Regions from separate parts of the Homo sapiens genome. Here region 1 is linked to region 2. A link is a loop called in an ENCODE intact Hi-C map of the cell type or tissue named here. Cell type or tissue: PC-3. All regions are shown on one strand. Links, peaks and the distances in the headings refer to the core of each region. The heading gives the core; the rest is flanking DNA.

Evidence for each region. Hi-C counts contacts between places; a loop is a spot of excess contacts. Peaks named below come from ENCODE experiments on the same cell type or tissue, not always from the same donor. Only the 100,000 strongest peaks of a DNase experiment are listed, where the experiment ranks them.
Region 1: it touches region 2 in a loop (4-fold over the local background); 2 of 110 quality-filtered maps call a loop at or near these places.

What each region holds. Positions count from the first base shown.
Region 1 is chr10:76,205,360-76,214,600 of GRCh38, reverse strand. All of the region lies in intron 5 of LRMDA (leucine rich melanocyte differentiation associated), which reads right to left. Among named protein-coding and RNA genes, the nearest start is that of MIR606, 660 kb to the right of the region's middle. In PC-3, for the core only: no CTCF peak of the experiment used is centred there; DNase peaks (open chromatin) are centred at 5,260 and 7,050; H3K27me3 peaks cover 3,245 bases.
Region 2 is chr10:76,157,245-76,166,485 of GRCh38, reverse strand. All of the region lies in intron 5 of LRMDA (leucine rich melanocyte differentiation associated), which reads right to left. Among named protein-coding and RNA genes, the nearest start is that of MIR606, 610 kb to the right of the region's middle. In PC-3, for the core only: no CTCF peak of the experiment used is centred there; no DNase peak of the experiment used is centred there; H3K27me3 peaks cover 5,814 bases.

The DNA of each region.
Region 1 (9,241 bases), core at 571-8,570, 48 kb before region 2:
AGGCCGAGGTGGGTGGATCATGAGGTCAGGAGATCGAGACCATCCTGGCTAACAAGGTGAAACCCCGTCTCTACTAAAAATACAAAAAATTAGCCGGGCGCGGTGGTGGGCGCCTGTAGTCCCAGCTACTCGGGAGGCTGAGGCAGGAGAATGGCGTGAACCTGGGAAGCGGAGCTTACAGTGAGCCGAGATTGCGCCACTGCGGACGCAGTCCGGCCTGGGCGACAGAGGAGACTCCGTCTCATAAAAAAAAAAAAAAAAAAAAAAAAATTTGGTTCAAGTGACATCTTACAGTAAAAGCACAAAATGTTGGAGTTAGAAGGGATATGGGAGATTATTTAAGCCAATTCTTTCATTGTGCAGATGAGAAAATAGTGGATTTTTTACAACGTTATGTGACTTCTGGGACTGGAACTCCGTTTTCCCAACCCCAATTACAGTAGCTTTTGTGCTATATTATGCTGTATTTTATAGCCAAGCTGCAAGTCTCAGGAGAATTATGCCTGGGAGCATTTAGTTGAAATTCAACCAGAGACACTCCTGTCTCCCTCACCTCCATGGGCCATGATGTAACATGCAACCCAGGCAGCTGGAATCCAGGCCCTGATCCAGGTAGATGTGCAGTGTCCCTAACATTGCATGACCTCCAAAGGCAATTCCCCCTAGCTATAGTTTTAATTTTTAAAAATTGCTCCACTTAAGAGTATCTCTAAATTTTAAAAGCATTACCATTAACAGGTTAGCTCAAATTGTTCCTGTCAGCTGGAGCTAGGGGAAGCTCCAATGATGTCCCCCCAGTGAATAATAATTTGTTTCAAATTTTAAAGGACAAAACTTTTTCTTGGCAACCTCCTGGAGGGAGTAGAACTATTTCCAATGCTCTTTAATATGTCTTGAAATAATTTATGAAACTTTACGAATATATTATTTCAAGAATGTGCATTTGCAGTCAAACAAAGAATAATTATTCACTGTTAGAGGAGTCCTTTGAAGGGACATTATCTTTCCTTTCATAGGTGATGGCTGAAAGAAACAATGTTTCAAAGCCACTTCCAGGTTAAAAACCTCCACTTAGGAAATGAAAGCTAATTTGATTAGAAAAGATGTTTAATTAACCACCAAGTCTATAACTGTGCCATTGAAGAGAAATCTCTATGTCATGCATTTGAATTTGAGGAGATTACAACTAACAGAGATAATTACTTTCCCTTCTCAAATGATACATGTTCTAATTTTATTAAATGGATACAACCAGGGTCTTGGGTAAAATTACCAAGGCAGCATCTTCCATTCACAACTTGATGTGGTCAAGGTACACCCCCCAATCTCATATACAGTCTGAATCACCCGACAGAGAGATGTGCCTCCAGTAACGAACACTGGTCTAGATGCCAATGCAAAGCAGGTCTGCAAATTAGCCAATGACATCCTCAAAATCATCTATTTTGTTTTTAAAAGGTGTGGCTGTAACTAAAGACTTCAAGTGATGGGAAATTCCTGAATGTTACTGAAGATCACATATGCTCAATTTGGGATGCGTTTTTGGGGTGAGATGCAAAACAGCACAGTTCACAAAATGGTGATCCATCTTCTCCCACTCATGGAGTACGAGCTCACAAAATTAGGAGGAATGGGAAGTCAGATGTGTGGCCTTGGAACAGTCAGCAATGGTGCACAAAAGGGACTGAATTTATGGACATTGCCTGATTCCTTGGCACATCCCCCCACCCCCACATTGCTTGACCAAGCCCTAGTTATTGCAAGATCCAAGTCACTTCCACCTACACTGATCTTGATCTTCTTCCATGATTATGAGCAAACTCCTTGGCACAGGATTCCCAATCCATGTGGAAGATTCTTAGTGGTCCCCACAATGTAGTACACAGATTTTCTGAAAGCTAATTTCAATATCTGAAACCAACAAATGACAACAAATAATGCATCCACTTGCAATAAGATACAAAGGCTGATAAAAACATGAAGCTTCTTTGCCTTTTGGCTGAAATTATCATTAGTTCAGTGTGGACATCCGGTTATCTCTTTCTTGTTTGCAAGAGGGCTGATTGGTAATATTCATACTTTTATTGGGGTGTGAATGAATTATTGTTCAGCAGATGTACCTTGGCAGACACTTCCTTCCAAAAAAAAGGGAGGCCCAGGAGTAGAAGCAATAATTAGAAAAAAAATCTTTTGAGTGTGAAAAATGGACCCAACAACTTAGCTGTTTCTACTTTTCCATAATGATTTTTCTTCTTTCCAAATTCTCATAGTACCTGGGAACCATAGTTAGCACTTGGTCATTTTTTATATTTCTCTATAGTTTTTTTTTTTTATGTGTGTGTGTGTGTGTGTGTGTGTGTGTGTTTTAATTTTCACACCATACAAAAAGAAAAATCTGTAGTGCAAAATCTGTATCCTATGTTAATTCTGTATTCTCCATTGTAATAAAGTTTGGTTTTAAATAATAGTCAACATTTGTAGGTTAATGGACTTGGGCTATGTTTCCTTTTGATAATCTATAAGATTCTGTGATGCTGAGAGTCTTGTTGCTGAACCAAGAAGCTAGTGAATTGGTTCCTTTTTGAACCTTTGCCCCCACATTGGTGACTTGTAGGATGTAGAGTTAAGGAGTGATGAGACAGCAACTTGAGCCGGCCACCAAAAACTACATGGAGAGCTCCAATGTCAATTCTGTGCACCAGGGAGAATCTCAGTAGTGATAACCACAGAATATGAGAACTATTTGTGAGACTCTGAAGACATTTAGCTTAGCTAAGGATACTTGGGCAAAAGGTACAGTCACAGAGCCAGTTCTCACCAACAACAAACTAAGGAATTGCTCTTTGAAGCAAACACTGCATTTCTATTTCAGATTTATGAATCTTCAAGGTTTTCTCTGTTGATATTAAAAAGACACTCCCAACAACTGATGATTCTGTACATGTCAGCCTAGCAAAACCTAAAAACCTATCTTGTGCAAGTCACCCAAGTGACATTTTGGTTTCAGCTCAGCAAACTATAAAGTAAAAAATCTAAAGTACAGTCATTCATTGTTGTAGTTTCAGCAACTGAATTCTCTCTGGCTAGAGGCTCATTGGATTTTATGTGGCTAACTCCCTGTCAAATGCTATTGGATGTGTAGTAAGACTTCTTGAGTAGTCACCTATGTGTCCAGTCTAAGGCAGAGTGGAAGAAAGACTCAAGAGAAGGCTGAATGTTTCTCATTTGAGAAATTGATTATCTAGTCAATAAGACAAGACTAGCACATATGAAAAAAAGGAGGAATGTGAGTCAGGCACTGTGAATCAAAGGAATCTGGAAAGAGGAGAGAGCACCAATGACAAGTGCAGTCCAGGAAGTCTTTCCAGAGGAGGCAACTGGGTACCAGGCTTAGTGAACTGTAGGATGTTGATAGGTGCAGACAGAGAGGAAGGACATTTCAGCCCAAGATGAGCAAAGACATGGAAGGTGAAAAGTAAAATCACATGGGGGCTAGAAAAGCAGATGAGTAAGGGGGACCCACATACCCAGGACAAAGGACAAGACAGGTGAAGTGTTGGACCAATGGAAACCCTCCAACCAGAGCACAGGAGACTGTCTGTGAGTGGGTGAGTTAGAGGTTAAAAAGGCTATCACATGCAGAAGTTTCCAAACCATTTTTAAGCAACTTTTAGAATAAAACTCTTAGACATCCAATAAATAAATTAAAGCAGAACCTTATCCTCCAGATGTCCCTCCAACACACATACGCAGTGGAGTCCCTGATGTTCCTTTGAGGAATCCAGGAGAACAAAGTTTGATAACCATTAAGGTCTAATCTCCTCCTCCTCATTTGTTAGAGATGCGGAGAAACTGAGTCCAAAGAAATCAAGTGACTTCATAGAAGGGTGATGAATCTCTGCAATCCTGGTCATTTTCTGTTCCTCTCTTTCTTCCTCTCGCCCCTACCCCCTGCACCACCACTGTTCCCACTAACCCACAAATAACTGTCAGCCATAATATTGGCCACCGCCATTTCAATATATATATCCCAAACATCTGCTCACATCTTTTTATATCTATGGATACAATTTCAGCATCCTTGATGAAAAATTAATTCAACAGATGTTTACTGAGCACTTACTATGTACAGTACACTCAGAGGATGAGTCAGACTTGGACCCACCCTTCAGAAACACTGCCAGGCAGGAAAAAAAGAAGTGTGAACAGGGTGGGTAAACTGCTGAATTATGTATTTGTGATTCTTTGCTACTTTGCATTCCATTCCTACTTTTAATTCGAATGCAATCATTATTTAGCTCGAGGACTGCCTCTTCCCCACCTCCACCCCCTGCTTGTTGTAGTAGCAGGGCTTGAAACCATGGTATAATTAACATAATTAAAGTATTAATAAAGATTGAAGGGGTTGGACACTGTGTGAAATGCTTAATTTTGTGTATTTTTAACTGATTGAATGTTTAGGTTTGCATTTCAGCTGTCACCCAAATTATGTGTAATTAAGCCAAAGCTCGGATCTGCCTGTCTCATTCCCGGTGCGGATGGCAGACAGATCTGATTCTGGGGAGAAGGTGGTAAATCTGCCCACTCATTTGTAGCTATGCGCTTTTACACTTTTTATGCATCTCCTGCCTTTTCCCAGTTCATTCATTGATCAAATTATCCCATTAGCATGGAATGAAGAATAGATAGCTACAGTGGAAAATAAGTCAAATGCTTTCAAAATATTCCCTGGCTCCTACTCCCCACCCCAGCATCCTGCCATCTCTCCCTGGATAGTGTCCCCATGTGCTGGTGCTATAGGACACTCTCTCAGAGTACACACAATGGATGTTCATACAGGATTGTACGTGATACATCAGCAATGGAAGCAGCCACAAATCCGAGGGGCTGGCTCCATGTTCAGAGAGACACCCTTCTTTGGAACAAAAATCATTTAAAGAAGTCATTTACAAGACACTTTAGAAGAGATCAAATCCTTATCTTGATATTGAAGGAGAGATAACTCAAAGCAAGGACCCCAGAAATCAACCACTACATACAAAAGAGCTCTGCAGGTGTTTGTATGGATCATGGTAACATCCAGTCCCTCACAGGAGCCATGGATCACGTACAATATACTAATTCTTATGCCGTCAATCCAGAGAGAGAAGAAAACACCCCCAACAGAAGACGAAGGCCCAGAGGGAAACATGAGCAGCAAGTTCTCAGCAGGCCACAGCAGTCACACAAGGAGGCGACCTGCATAGGGAAGCCTGGGTCTCAGCTGGGCCTGGAAAGATGAGTCAGATGTATCTAGGAGGCTGTGAGGAGGGGAACAGGACTGAGCAAATGCTCAGAGGCACGGAAGCACAGTCTGTTTTTAGGTGAGAGTGACTCTCCTTAGCTTATTAGGGGAGACAGTTTGTGTGAAAGGCAAGTTTTTTTTTATTTTATTCATTTATTTTTCAGATGGAGTTTCACTCTTGTTGCCTAGGCTGGAGTGCAGTGGGTGTGATCTCAGCTCACTGTAGCCTCTGCCTCCTGGGTTCAAGTGATTCTCCTGCTTCAGCCTGCTGCGTAGCTGGAATTATAGGTGCCCACCACCACACCTGGCTGATTTTTGTATTTTTAGTAGAGACAAGGTTTCACCACATTGGCCAGGCTGGTCTTGAACTCCTGACCTCAGGTGATCCGCCCTCCTCGGCCTCCCAAAGTGCTAGGATTACAAGTGTGAGCCACCGCACCCAGCGGAAAGGCAAGTTTTAAAAGCAAAGCTGAGGCAACACCAGTGCCGAGGGCCTGGAAAGCCATACTGAGCAGAGTGTGGTGAAAGGGCCTGGGAAAAATATGGGATTGGTGGTCTGGATAGGCACAAGCAGAGGGGAGGACATGCTTGCTGGGTTGGTTTTCCATGGCTGCTCTAACAGATTACCCTGGGCTTCACTGCTGAATGCAATGCACATGTGTTTCCTCCTATTTCTGAAGGTCAAAAGCCAGTGGGCACAGCTGGTTTCCCCGCATTGAGTCTGACAAGGCCAAAATCAAGTTGCTGGCTGGACCAGGCTCTGGGGTAGAATCTGTCCCTTCTTAGCCCCAGTCAGGTTGCTGGTAGAATTCAGTTCCACTGGGCTCCGGGATTGAGGTCCATGTTTCCTTGCTGGCTGCCCTGTGATTAGTCCCACTTCATAGTTTTTATCCCAAAATACTCATAAACTGTTGCCCCCCGCCAATTTCCAGTTTAGGGTTTCTTTAAAATGGAGCAGAGTATAAAGACCCTTGAAAGGCAAACTGAGCACAGGCTACTTTAGATGATAAAGTTCTGCCTTTCTTGTTTTAAGCTCTCTTGGCCTGCTCTCATATAATTTGTTGGCTTCCTTTTTTTAAAAAAACTCGGTAACATTTGCTTTATGAAATTTTTCCAAAGCATTTAACTCAGTGATCATAAAATGACAGCTCTTTAGTCTTGTACCCATAGTTCGTTGGTTTATATAATATTTAATTGAACTATGTTTACCAATCTTGTACAAGAAAAACTGGCATAAACAAGTTTGGGAATAAACGTAACTGCATCTTGGTGAGAGCAGCTGAGTATGGAAGGTCTAGAGGGAGGTGCCTTCTCACTGGGAACAGGAACACCAGTGGACATACTTTTTTTTTTGAGATGGAGTCTCGTTCTGTCACCCATGCTGGAGTGCAGTGGCCTGATCTCGGCTCACTGCAACCTCTGCCTCCCGGGTTCAAGTGATTCTCCTGTCTCAGGCTTCCAAGTAGCTGGGATTACAGGTATGTGCCACCACGCCCAGCTAACTTTTGTGTTTTTAGTAGAAATGAGGTTCCACCATGATGGCCAGGCTGGTCTCGATCTCCTGACCTCAGGTGAGCTGCCTGCCTTGGCCTCCCAAAGTGCTGGGATTACAGGCATGAGCCACCACACCCGACCACCAGTGAGCATATTTTATGGAGGGGACAGAGGAGGTGGAAAAGGCGAGATGATCCCATTGGATAGGTAGGGGTGGATAAAGAGGGCTTCCACTAAACAGGAAGTGACTCACATGACTATGTGCAGAAGTCACACACACTGGGCATTGTTTTTTAAAAAATCACCCCATCCCCCAACCAAAAATAAATACTTAAGTCAGTAATAATGTGGCATGTTTCTCAACTAACAGGACAAAGTTAAAGGCAAAATGGCAGCTCACACTCCCAGCCCCCTTCCCAGGGCTTCACAGACGTAGGATCCCTGAACTAGCTGAGACTTGTGGCAGTGGTCCTCAGTCTTAGAAACAGAATGTCTTAAAGGCTAGTCAGAGCTTGAGAAAGTCAGAATCGACCAGATAGAGGCATCTACTGCGGTCACTTGTAATTATTCTCTTCCCCCTGGTAAAGTGTATCTAAAACAGCTCACTGTTCAGAGCAAGTGTTTTGATCAATTATGTACAATGGTAGGTTAGCACCTTCATGGGTTTCCCCGGCTGATTCATTACCCCTGTTGTGGCACAGAGTAGCATTTCAAAGTGCCAATTAGTAAGTCAGACAGGCTTGAGTTTGAATCCCAGCTCTGCCTGACCACCTTGCTGTGAGCAAATTACTTAACCACCACAAACTGCAGTTTCCTCCATATGAAATGGAAATGATGACGCCTATGTTTACAGAATTGTTGTGGCCACTGAATGCGATGATGTGCACAAAGCAGTTTCTGTAGAGCGTTTGGCGCATAGCAAGCCCCGGACAAATGGGCACTGACTCTTTAAGGAGATAGGTAGGCTCTGATTTGGGAGGGGTGGAATTTAGCCACAGGGAACCAACCTCAGTGCAGGGGCTGCATGAAAGTCTGGGGCAATCGGAGGTATGCCAGGCATGAGAGGGGAAAGTGGTTACTGGATAGTCCCATCTCCCTTGACAATTTTGCTCAGTGCTGACCCAGTCTTTAACTTGGGAGCCTCATGGATCCAGAAATTTATGATTAACACAGCCCACACAGCTGCCTGGAAGAACGAGAACTTCCCAGAGTCCCACAAAAGGCATTCACAGCCAGTTCACCTGTATTTTCATGCAGCCATGCAACAGATATGGATTACATGCCTGCTCTGTGTTAGGGGCTGAGGACACAGAGGTGATCACAAGGGGTGTAAGATCCTCCAGGAGTTCCCAGTCCAGAAAGGAAAACAGACATGCATACTTTCCTGTACTACTGTAATTTATTAGAGGCATAAGTAAACAGAAGGTACAGTACCTAATCCTACCTGGGGAAAATGAGGAATGTTTCCCAGAAAAGATGCCATGTGAGCAAGCTTATGAAAGGTGACAGGAGTTTGATGTGTGAGGAAAGAGAGAAAAAGCATTCCAGGCAGTGGGACAAGCACAACGTCGTAAGAGGTTCCAACCTGTTCTGAGAACAGTGAGAGGGTCAGGGTGGATAGAACGGTTAGTAGCTGGAGATGAGGCAGCACAGTCCCACTGCTGAGTTCAGCTCCTGGAGGTTAAACTCCCTTTCTCTTAGGTCATCATCGACAAAATCAAGAAACCAATCCAGATGCGTCTTTTGATCGACGGGAGGAAGGAGAGGATGTGTGCCTTTCATCGTCCCAGTGGATGATTATCTAGGCCAATGCTTCTCGAGTTTCCCATGCGTATGGGTCACTGGGAGGTTTTGTTAAAAGGTGGATGCTAATTCAGTAGGTCTGGGATGGTGGCCTCAACGATTCTGCATTTCTGACAGGCTCCCTGGTGATGCCAATGTTGCTGGCCCAAAGACCCCATTTTCAGTAGCAAAGATCTGCATATCCTACCACCAGCCAACTTCCCCCAAGAGTTACTTCACAACAGGAAGGCCCAGCATCTCTACACTGGTACAATCCACCCACTGGAATAGCTAAATGAAACACCACTCTCTGCCATCTAGAGCATACTGACAATTTCTCCTCAACCTCCTCCCCTTCACCCCGCACCCCCACAAAGAAAAGTAATTTAGGGAATAATAATCCTATATTTTCTAACTTTCTCAGTAGCATTATGATTCAGACAATTCTCCAAACGTTCCCACCCTTTATCAATTTGGAATGTGAATGAGACATCTGACCCAAATTTCCCAATTTCCTGTAGCTGAGCCTCAAGGTAGAAGTCTGAACATTCTCACTGAGCAACTCTTTGGATTTCCAGTTTCAGACAGAAAAACATGATTCTCTTTCATTTTAAGCCATTAAAGTCTGGGAAACTTTACTTCACATTACTGAACTTGGGATCAAACAAAATTGCCTGGGGT
Region 2 (9,241 bases), core at 555-8,554:
ACTGGAGGGTAGAGGTTGAGAGGAGGGAGAGGATCAGGAGAAGTAACTAATGGATACTAGGCTCAGTACCTGGGTGACAAAATAATCTGTACAACAAACATCCATGACAGAAGTTTACCTATATAACAAACCTGCACATGTACCCCTGAACTTAAAATAAAAGTTAAAAACAAACAAAAGAAGGTTGGAACAAGTACCATTTTAACAAAGAACCAAGCAGGTTTGGGAAAATGTCCAAAAGGAGGCCTTTGTCCATGGTTTTGACTGAGAACTCAACCTAACAGACAGCCTCATGCCTGGTACATAGAAAATGACCCATAAATATGTGTGGAAGTTAGGATAAATTGCCCTTCACATCGGACAAATGATCAGTGGGTGGAGTCTCTCAGGAATTTCCCCTTGACAGTTATCTGACACTGAATCCTGCCTAACCGCTACAAATGCCCATCATTGTTTACTTCATTATTTCTTCTTTCCCTCTGTATTCCCACTGAATATTGGTCTAGAAGGGCAAGAACCATACTGTTTGTTCACCAACCTACCCAAAGCATCCAGCATAGCCTCTCGATACCCACTGAATATGTGCTGAATGAGTGTGCTGATATGGTTTGTTTGTGTTCCCACCCAAATCTCATCTTGAATTGTAGCTCCCACTATCCACACGTGTTGTGGGGGGGACTTGGTAAGAGATAATTAAATAATGGGGGCGGCTACCCTCATATTGTTCTCATGATCATGAGTTCTCACGATATCTGGTGGTTTTATAAGGGGCTATTCCCCTCCTTCACTCATTCTTCTCTCTCCTGCTGCCATGTGAAGAAGGATATGTTTGCATCCTCTTCTGCCATGATGGTAGGTTTCCTGAGTCTTCCTCAGCCAATGAGGAACTGTGAGTCAATTAAACCTCTTTTCTTGGCTGGGTGCAATGGCTCACGCCTGTAATCCCAGCACTTTGAGAGGCTGGGGCTGGCAGATCACTTGAAGTCAGGCATTTGAGGCCAGCCTGGCCAAAATGGTGAAACCCCGTCTCTACTAAAAATACAAAAGCTAGTCAGGTATGGACGTGCATGCCTGTAGTCCCAGCTACTTGGGAGACTGAAGCAGGAGAATTGCTTGAACCCAAAGGCAGAGGTTACAGTAAGCCAAGATCACACCACTGTACTCCAGCCTGGGTGACAGAGCAAGACTCTGTCTCAAAAAAAACTCTCTTTTTGGCTGGGCATGGCGTCTCACGCCTGTAATCCCAGTACTTTGGGAGGCCGAGGCGGATGGATCATCTGAGGTCAAGAGTTCGAGACCAGCCTGGCCAACATAGTGAAACCCCATCTCTACTTAAAATACAGAAATTAGGTGGGCATGGTGGCAGGTGCCTGTAATCCCAGCTACTTGGGAAACTGAGGCAGGAGAATTGCTTGAACCTGGGAGGCAGAGTTTGCAGTGAAACAAGATTGTGCCATTGCACTCTAGCCTGGGGGACAAGAGCAAGACTTCGTCTCAATAAACAAAAACAAAAACAAATAAACAAACAAACCCTCTTTTCTTTATAAATTACGTAGTCTCACATGAGAAAGGACTGATACACGTGCCCTTTGTTCACTGTTGTAATCCATAAACTCATAAAATGATAGAGCCAAACAAGGTCTGAGTGGTGCCTCCAATTTTACAGCTGGAAAAATAAATAAATTCAATAAAAGGAATTTTTTTCAAGGCTAAAAATTAAATTAAATTAAATTGTTTCCTATTTTCCTGCAATCTGTGATGCTCATTTAAAAAATATAAACACAAAAGTATTGTGGGATCTACAAGGAAGGTCACAGAACCTTTCTCTGAATATTTTAGATCACAGATTGGCAAACTTTTCCTGTAAAGGGCCAGATAGGAAATATTTCATTCTTTGCAGACCACACATGGCCTTCACCACATATCTCAAATATTCTTTGTTTTTTGGGTGGTTTTTTGCCACCTTTTACAAATGTAAAAAGCATTCGTAGCTCATATGTAAAAACAAACAAACAAAAAACAAGCCACTGGCCATATTTGGTTTATGGGCTGTAATTTGCCAACCCCTATTCTAGAAAAAACAGGTGGACACTGTCTTTCTCGAGACTACTCATTGGGTAGTAAAATAAATACCTACTCTACCCTCTCTGCCAGCTCTATAATATGATGGAACTGAGAAAAGTAAATCTAAAAAATTCTCAGTTTTAATCATTAAATCATCAGTGGACATTTCAATATCTGACAAAACAATAATGTTTTAGTAAAAACACAAAGCCTTTGTGTTCAGTCTCCTATGCAGGAAACTCACCTTGGGACCTAGAGCAAATTCCTTACCTCTGATTTCTCATCGGAAAAAAAAATCAAACATTTTAATTAAATGATTTCTAAAGAGGCTTCCAGACTTGGTTCTCTGAGAGTCCATGAATTTTCCTAGGAAACTTCAGAGGGTTGTTTAAGGAAGTGTTTCAAAATGAGCTCACAATATTAAGAAAAACTCATTGGAATAATTGTCACCCTGTCTAAAGGTTTCCAGAAAAGCAAATGGCCCTTTTTTGCCCTGACTAAATCTCCCATCAGAGAATATGGCATTCCAGTGACTTTGGCTAAATGTGCAGTCATGAAAAACAGAGACAATGGATTCATGAGACTCATCTTCAGAAATAAAAGATGTGGACTTTTCAGTGGTCATCTTAGGAAGGAAGCAGATACTACAGCCCAGAAATCAAAATCATAATTTCCTGTGATCTCAGAATCTTTTTGACTCTACCATAGTTCACATTTTTGTGATCTCCAAAGCTATTAGCAGTAAAGTTAATTAAAATGCATCTTCCTGATCCTTAATTTTATACCACCGTAATTCCTTAAAGCAACAAGGGTCTAGCTAAGCCAAGTATGAATTACATAGAAAGATGTCTTCTGTCTACTACATGCACGTGCACAGTAATGCTTTATGTATAGCATCATTTTCTTCAAGTTGAAAAAAAAAGTTTACTTTCTGTTTTTCTCCAATCAGTAAAACAGTCTATGGTAAATGCATATCACTTCCATTGATTTACCACACATACATTTAGAATTGAATGTGACTGCCTGGGACTCATGTTAAGCAGGATTAATAAAAAAAGTCCCATCCTGCATAGTCAGAAACCCTTGGTCCCACTCAGATTTCTCTACACACTCAAGCTCCCTAAAGATAAATGAGCTTTATACCACAGAAAGGAAACAGGTCATTTATCTGACATCACATTATTTACTGACATTAAAAATGATAATATCCATCAACAAGCAGCCAAACCCCAAGTGGGTCACACAGAGAACAAAGCTGCAACTGTCTTTTCTTTGATATAGTTACAAGGAGACGCTGACTGAGCTGCCATTTATGTTCCAATAATGTCACTATTGTCACAAGAAGCTCACGTTTTAATAATATTCACATAATTTCCCATGTGCTTATTTGGAACCAAGGATCTGTGATTTGTTCTTTTCTGAACATTTAATAAAATTAAAATCTGGAATTATAGCAACAGACCTATAAATATGATTTGCTTTGGGAGATTTTTCATTTTTAGAATATGTATCTTTCCCTTTCATTCCTTTCTTTTAAAAATAATGCCATTATCTATAATCATCATAACAACACAACAAGGTAGGTAGTGATCACCTGCATTTTCTACATAAATAATCTGAGGGGCTGATATAGTTTGGATGCGTGTCCTCCCCAAATCTCATGTTGAATTGTAATCCCAGGATTAGAGGTGGGGCCTGGTGGGAGGTTATTGGATCACGGTGATGGATTTCTCACAAATGCCTCAGCACCATCTTCTTGGTACTGTTTTTGCAATAACAAGTGACTTCTCATGAGATCTGGCTGTTTAAAAGTGTGTAGCATCTCCCTCTCTCTTGCTCCTGCTCCCACTATCCACCTGCTCCCCTTTCACTTTCTGTCATGATTGAAAGCTTCCTGAGGCCTCCCCAGAAGCCGATGGCTGTGTTATGCTTCTGGTACAGGCTGCAGGACTGTGAGCCAATTAAATGTCTTTTCTTCGTAAATTAGACAGTCTCCAGTATTTCTCTGTAGCAATGCGAGAATTGACTAATACAGGATCAAAGAGGCTTGTTAAATAAATTGCCCAAATTCATAGGGCTAGTAAATGGTAGATTTGGGATTGGAACCTACTGGTTTTTCCAACTCTGCCAGCGATCTTTTCCCTTCTCTCTCTCCTTTCTTCTTCCCTCCACCTACCTACCTACCTTCAAAACAACTTTTGTTCTCGTAAGCACTTTCTTGAAAGCACCTTCCCACAACAGTTTAATTCTATCCCAAAGTAAACACCACAGCACGAAGTACCTTAACAAAACCTAAGGACATGCAAATAACACTTGCAGGATTGACTAACATTTTGGGTTATTAGCTTGAACTCAAGAAAAAACACATGTAATAGTCAGAAATGACCTGTCAGCTGCAGTTATTCAGAAGTAAAGTCAAAGTTACAGTGAACAAAGACTGTAAATTTAGTTACTAAAGAATATTATTTTATACCCTAAAAAAGTTTGCTCTATGAAATGTGAGCTAAAGCTCACCCACTATTTAAAAACAGAGCGAGCAGAATCTGATTTTCTTCCCACTGAATCTGATTTTCTTTCCACTGCATTCACTGAGTAGAATCAGCAAAACAACAGCCCTTCTTTTGGTTAAATTTTCTAAGGTGCCACCACATCTAGGTCTATCTTGTTCCCCTTCATCCTCCTCTGTCCTGTTAAAAGACAGGGCAGGAAGGCCAGGTGGACAGTTTTGGACTGTTGGCCTCATCGGTGACCCTTTCTGTTCATCAACATTTGTTTCATGCGTTGTAGTCTGACTATCTTGGGCTGTGTCTTTCTAATACAGAACAGCCTGGTAGGAAAAGAAAATATGTCATATGACAATGTATTTGCCAAGATGACTCCAAACAATTGATTTCCTAAGTTTTGTTTGTTTGTTTGTTTCCCAGAACTGTCCAAACTGATGACAGCACAGACATTTCTGACGTGAAGAAGAAAGACCGGCTCTAGCACGTGACCAGCATTCTCATTTCCCACTCACATTCGGATCTCGGCTCTCAGGCTACATTCTGGTCAGGATGAATTACATGTATAATTCAAAATCAAGAAAGCTGTTCAAGTACAACGTGTGAGGCTTCTGCCAACGTTGAAATTCATTAGGAACCATGATTTTGGCTGAGCACATGGCTCTGTTTTGAGCTCTTTTATTCCGGTGTTATTGCTCATTCACTTAAAGAGAAATACGTGAGTCAGAGACAAGATCTCTTTCCCTTTTCATGTTTCTCCAATTTATCTCCCTTGGCATAATAAATATCTCAAGCCAAAGACTGGAGAGTGTTGTCTTGTTTCCCTCTGTTTTTCCCATTATCTCAGTTATCTCTCGTTTATTTTTTAGTCTTTTCTCTTATCGCAACCGTTTCTCGGGACATCATAAAAGTTGGAATGAGTAACCTCCCACCCCTTGCGGTTGCTTGCGGGTGTTTCAGGCCCCCACACTCTCAATCACGTGGCTTGGTTGCTTTGACATGTTTGGAAAGAAAAAGAAATCTTAGATACACCTCAACTAGAACTGATGGCTCAACGGGGGACTGCTTTTCATAAATAAAAATTACTCTTTGTACGAAACTTCCTCCAGTAAGAAAATAATTGTAAGCAAAACCTGCTTATGTACCCTTTCTTGCTCTGGCCAGTGTAGAGAGTCCAACCTATCATGGTCTCAATGAGATAGATTGTAAACAGCACTGGATAAGGAGCATTGGTTCTAAAACTATATTTTAAGGCCAATTTTTTAAATTTGGCGGGAGTATTTCAAAAAAATTGTAAGTATAGAGACTACAGTATAATGAGCCCTCTTGTATCTATAAATCAACACACAGCTAATCTAGTTTCAACTATATCTACTCACATCTATTCCCTCTTCTCCCAAGCAAATTTTTTTTGAATGAATCCCAGACATCAAATAATTTCTTCCATACATACTCTTAGGTACCTCTAAGAAAAAAAATTTTAAATATAACCACAATTGTCATACCTAAAAAAGCTTATAATTACTGTTATCAAATATCCAGTCAGTGTCAGATTTCCCTGATCATTTCAGTCTTTTTTTTTACATTAAGAACTTTTTACTTTCAATTATAAAATATTTAAGGTCCAGAGACAAGATAAAATGACACATGTGAATCTACCACCCTAATATGTTTCTAATATTTGCTTCAGATTTCCCTTTAAAAAAAAAAAAAAAGACTTCTCTTAGAGCAGTTTTAAATTCGAAAGCAAAATTGAGAAGAAGGTACAGAGATTTCCCATATACCCCTGGGAAATGGGGGGATACATACATAGCCTCCCCCCTTATCAACATCCCCCACCAGAGTGGCACAATTGTTACACTGATGAACCTACATCAACCCATCGTTATTACTCAAAGCTCATAGTTTACATTAGAGTTCGCTTGGTGTTGTACATTCCATGGGTTTAGACAGATACATGACATGTATCAGTCATCACACTATCATACAGAGTATTTTTACTGCCCCCCAAATCCTCTGTTCTCTGCCTATTCATCCTTTCCTCCCCCATAACACCTGACAACCACTGCTCTTTGTGCTCTCTCTATAGTTTTGCCTTTTCTAGAATGACATATAGCTAGAATCATACAGCATATAACTCAGGTTGGCTTCTTTCACTTATGAATATGCATTTAAGTTTCTTCCATGTCTTTGCATGGTTTGATAGCTCATGTCTTTTTAGTGTTGAATAGCATTCCATTGTCTGCATGTACCCCAGTTTATTTCCCATCCACCTACTGAAGGACCTCTTGGTTGCCTCCAAGTTTTGGCAGTTATGAATAAAGTTGCCATAAGCACCTGAACGCAAGTTTCTATGTGGACATAAGTCTTCAACTCATTTGAGTAAATACCAAGGAGTGTGATGGCTGGATCATAAGCTAAGTTATGTTCAGTTTTCTAAGAAACCACCAAACTATCTTCCAAAGTGGCTGTCTCATTTTGTTTCCCCTCCAGAGATGAATGAGAGTCCCTAAGGCTCTACATCCTCATCCGCATTTGGTGTTGTCAGTGTTCTAGATTTTGGCTATTCTAATAGGTGCACAGTGGTATCTCATTATTTTAATTTGCATTTCCCTGATGACAGAAGATGTGGCACTCATAAAGTTTTTAATATTCATTTGGTTCAAAATAGGGTCCAAACATGGTCCATACACCAAGCACAACTCTTGATGTGCATTTCCTTATTTGAAAATAAGAATGTTAGATGGTTGTTTTATTCAGCATAATCACTTTAAGGTATATTTTTCCAAATTAAAAAATAAAGAACACGAATCAGTTTTTAAAGTTCAACATCTATGTGCATCCAGAAATAACATTGTTTTGATAATAATGGATATGAGCTTGTACATATTCTACTTACCATATGATTTTCTTTAAGTTTTATTCCTTTTGATCCATTTAACCTCTGTCTAGAATTCTATCTCATGAATAGAATGCATTTTATCTATCTAATTTCCTATTAATGAACATTTATTTTGCTTCAAATTTTTCATTATCACAAAACAATGCTATTAGTAGATATCTCTGTAATGTTACTTTATGAATATATCCAAGCTTCTTTAGGACATATACATATGTATGAGAATTTCTAGGTTATTAGAAGGAATAACATTTTTAACTCTACCACTAAATTAATTGTCCTGGAGTTGTACATCTACCAGTATGAGATAAGAATTCAGCATGATGATCTTTAAGGTTTCTTGCAGTTCTGATATTCAACAAGTCAATCCATTAAATTAGATTTTTAAAATCTAATGGTTGCATCTTTAGTAATATTGTTAGTGATATGTTACTGATTTTAACATTTTTATTAATTCTTTGTTGTTTCTTCGTAGTACGTTCTCTTTAAAAAATATATCAGTTTTCATTTCATAAGACTGAGCTTTCTACTCTAGCTAAATCACAAAGGACCATGTATTCACTAGTCTTAAGTTTGGAGAAGTAGAATAAGTGCCTAAAAACATAAATAATAATTAAAGGCAGCTATCAGCAAACCATCAGTAAAGTCTACACCTGCCATTAGTACGTAAGAAGAGAGAGGTCAAAGGGGCCTGGTTTAGAAGGTTTTATATAGGAAAGCAAAAATGAAGGTTACCAGGAAGAAGGAGGCAAAGGGGGTAGGAAAAGGAAAAGAGAATAAATGCAGGTTAAATGGTCTGTCTAAAGTACAATGTGTAGATCAAAGTCCCTAGGACATAAGATTCACATGAAAGAATGGTTAGAGATGAAGTTATAGATAGTCTATGATGGCTCTGAGGCCATCATAGAAAAGGAAAACATATTTGACCAGTCCCATATACAGTCAAATATCACATAATGATATTTCAGTCAACAATGGACCACATATAAGATGGTGGTCCCATAGGATTATAATATCGTATTTTACTGTAACTTTTTTTTTGTTTAGATACACAAATACTTACCATTGTGTTACAACTGCCTACAGTATTCTGTACAGGAACATGCTGTACAGGTTTGCAGCTCAGGAGCAATAGGCTATACCATATGGCCTAGGTGTATTGCATGCTATACCATCTAGGTTTGTATTAAGCATATACTATGATGTTCACACAATGACAAAATCACCTAATTTCATCTATCATTTCTCAGAATGTATCCCCATTGCTAAGTGACACATGCCTATACACACATACACATAATTTTTTTTATTGTCACTAATGCTAAAAAATGAGTCATTGGAGGCTCAGGCTGTCCATCTCGGAGGTCTACATTAAGCCTTCATTTAGGGTCTTTTTTTTTGTTTTTAAGAGACAGTATTTCACTCTGTCACCCAGGCTGCAGTGCAGTGGCACACTCATAGCTCATTGCAGCCTTGAACTCCTGGGCTCAAGCAATCTTCCTGCCTCAGCCCTCTGAGTAGCTGAGACTATAGGTGCATGCTATCACACCTGGCTAATTTTTTAAAAAACTTTTTTGGCAACAGGGTCTGGCTATGTTGCTCAGCTGGTCTGAAACTCCTAGCCTCAAGTGATCTTCCTGACTCAGACTCCCAAGTAGCTCAGATTGCAGGTGTGAGCCACTGCACCCAGTTCTAAGCTATTAAAAGCTGTGCCATTCTTCAATTTGAAATATACTATGGCAAAAATTCATTTGCTTCTTTCCACTATCATCTTTTG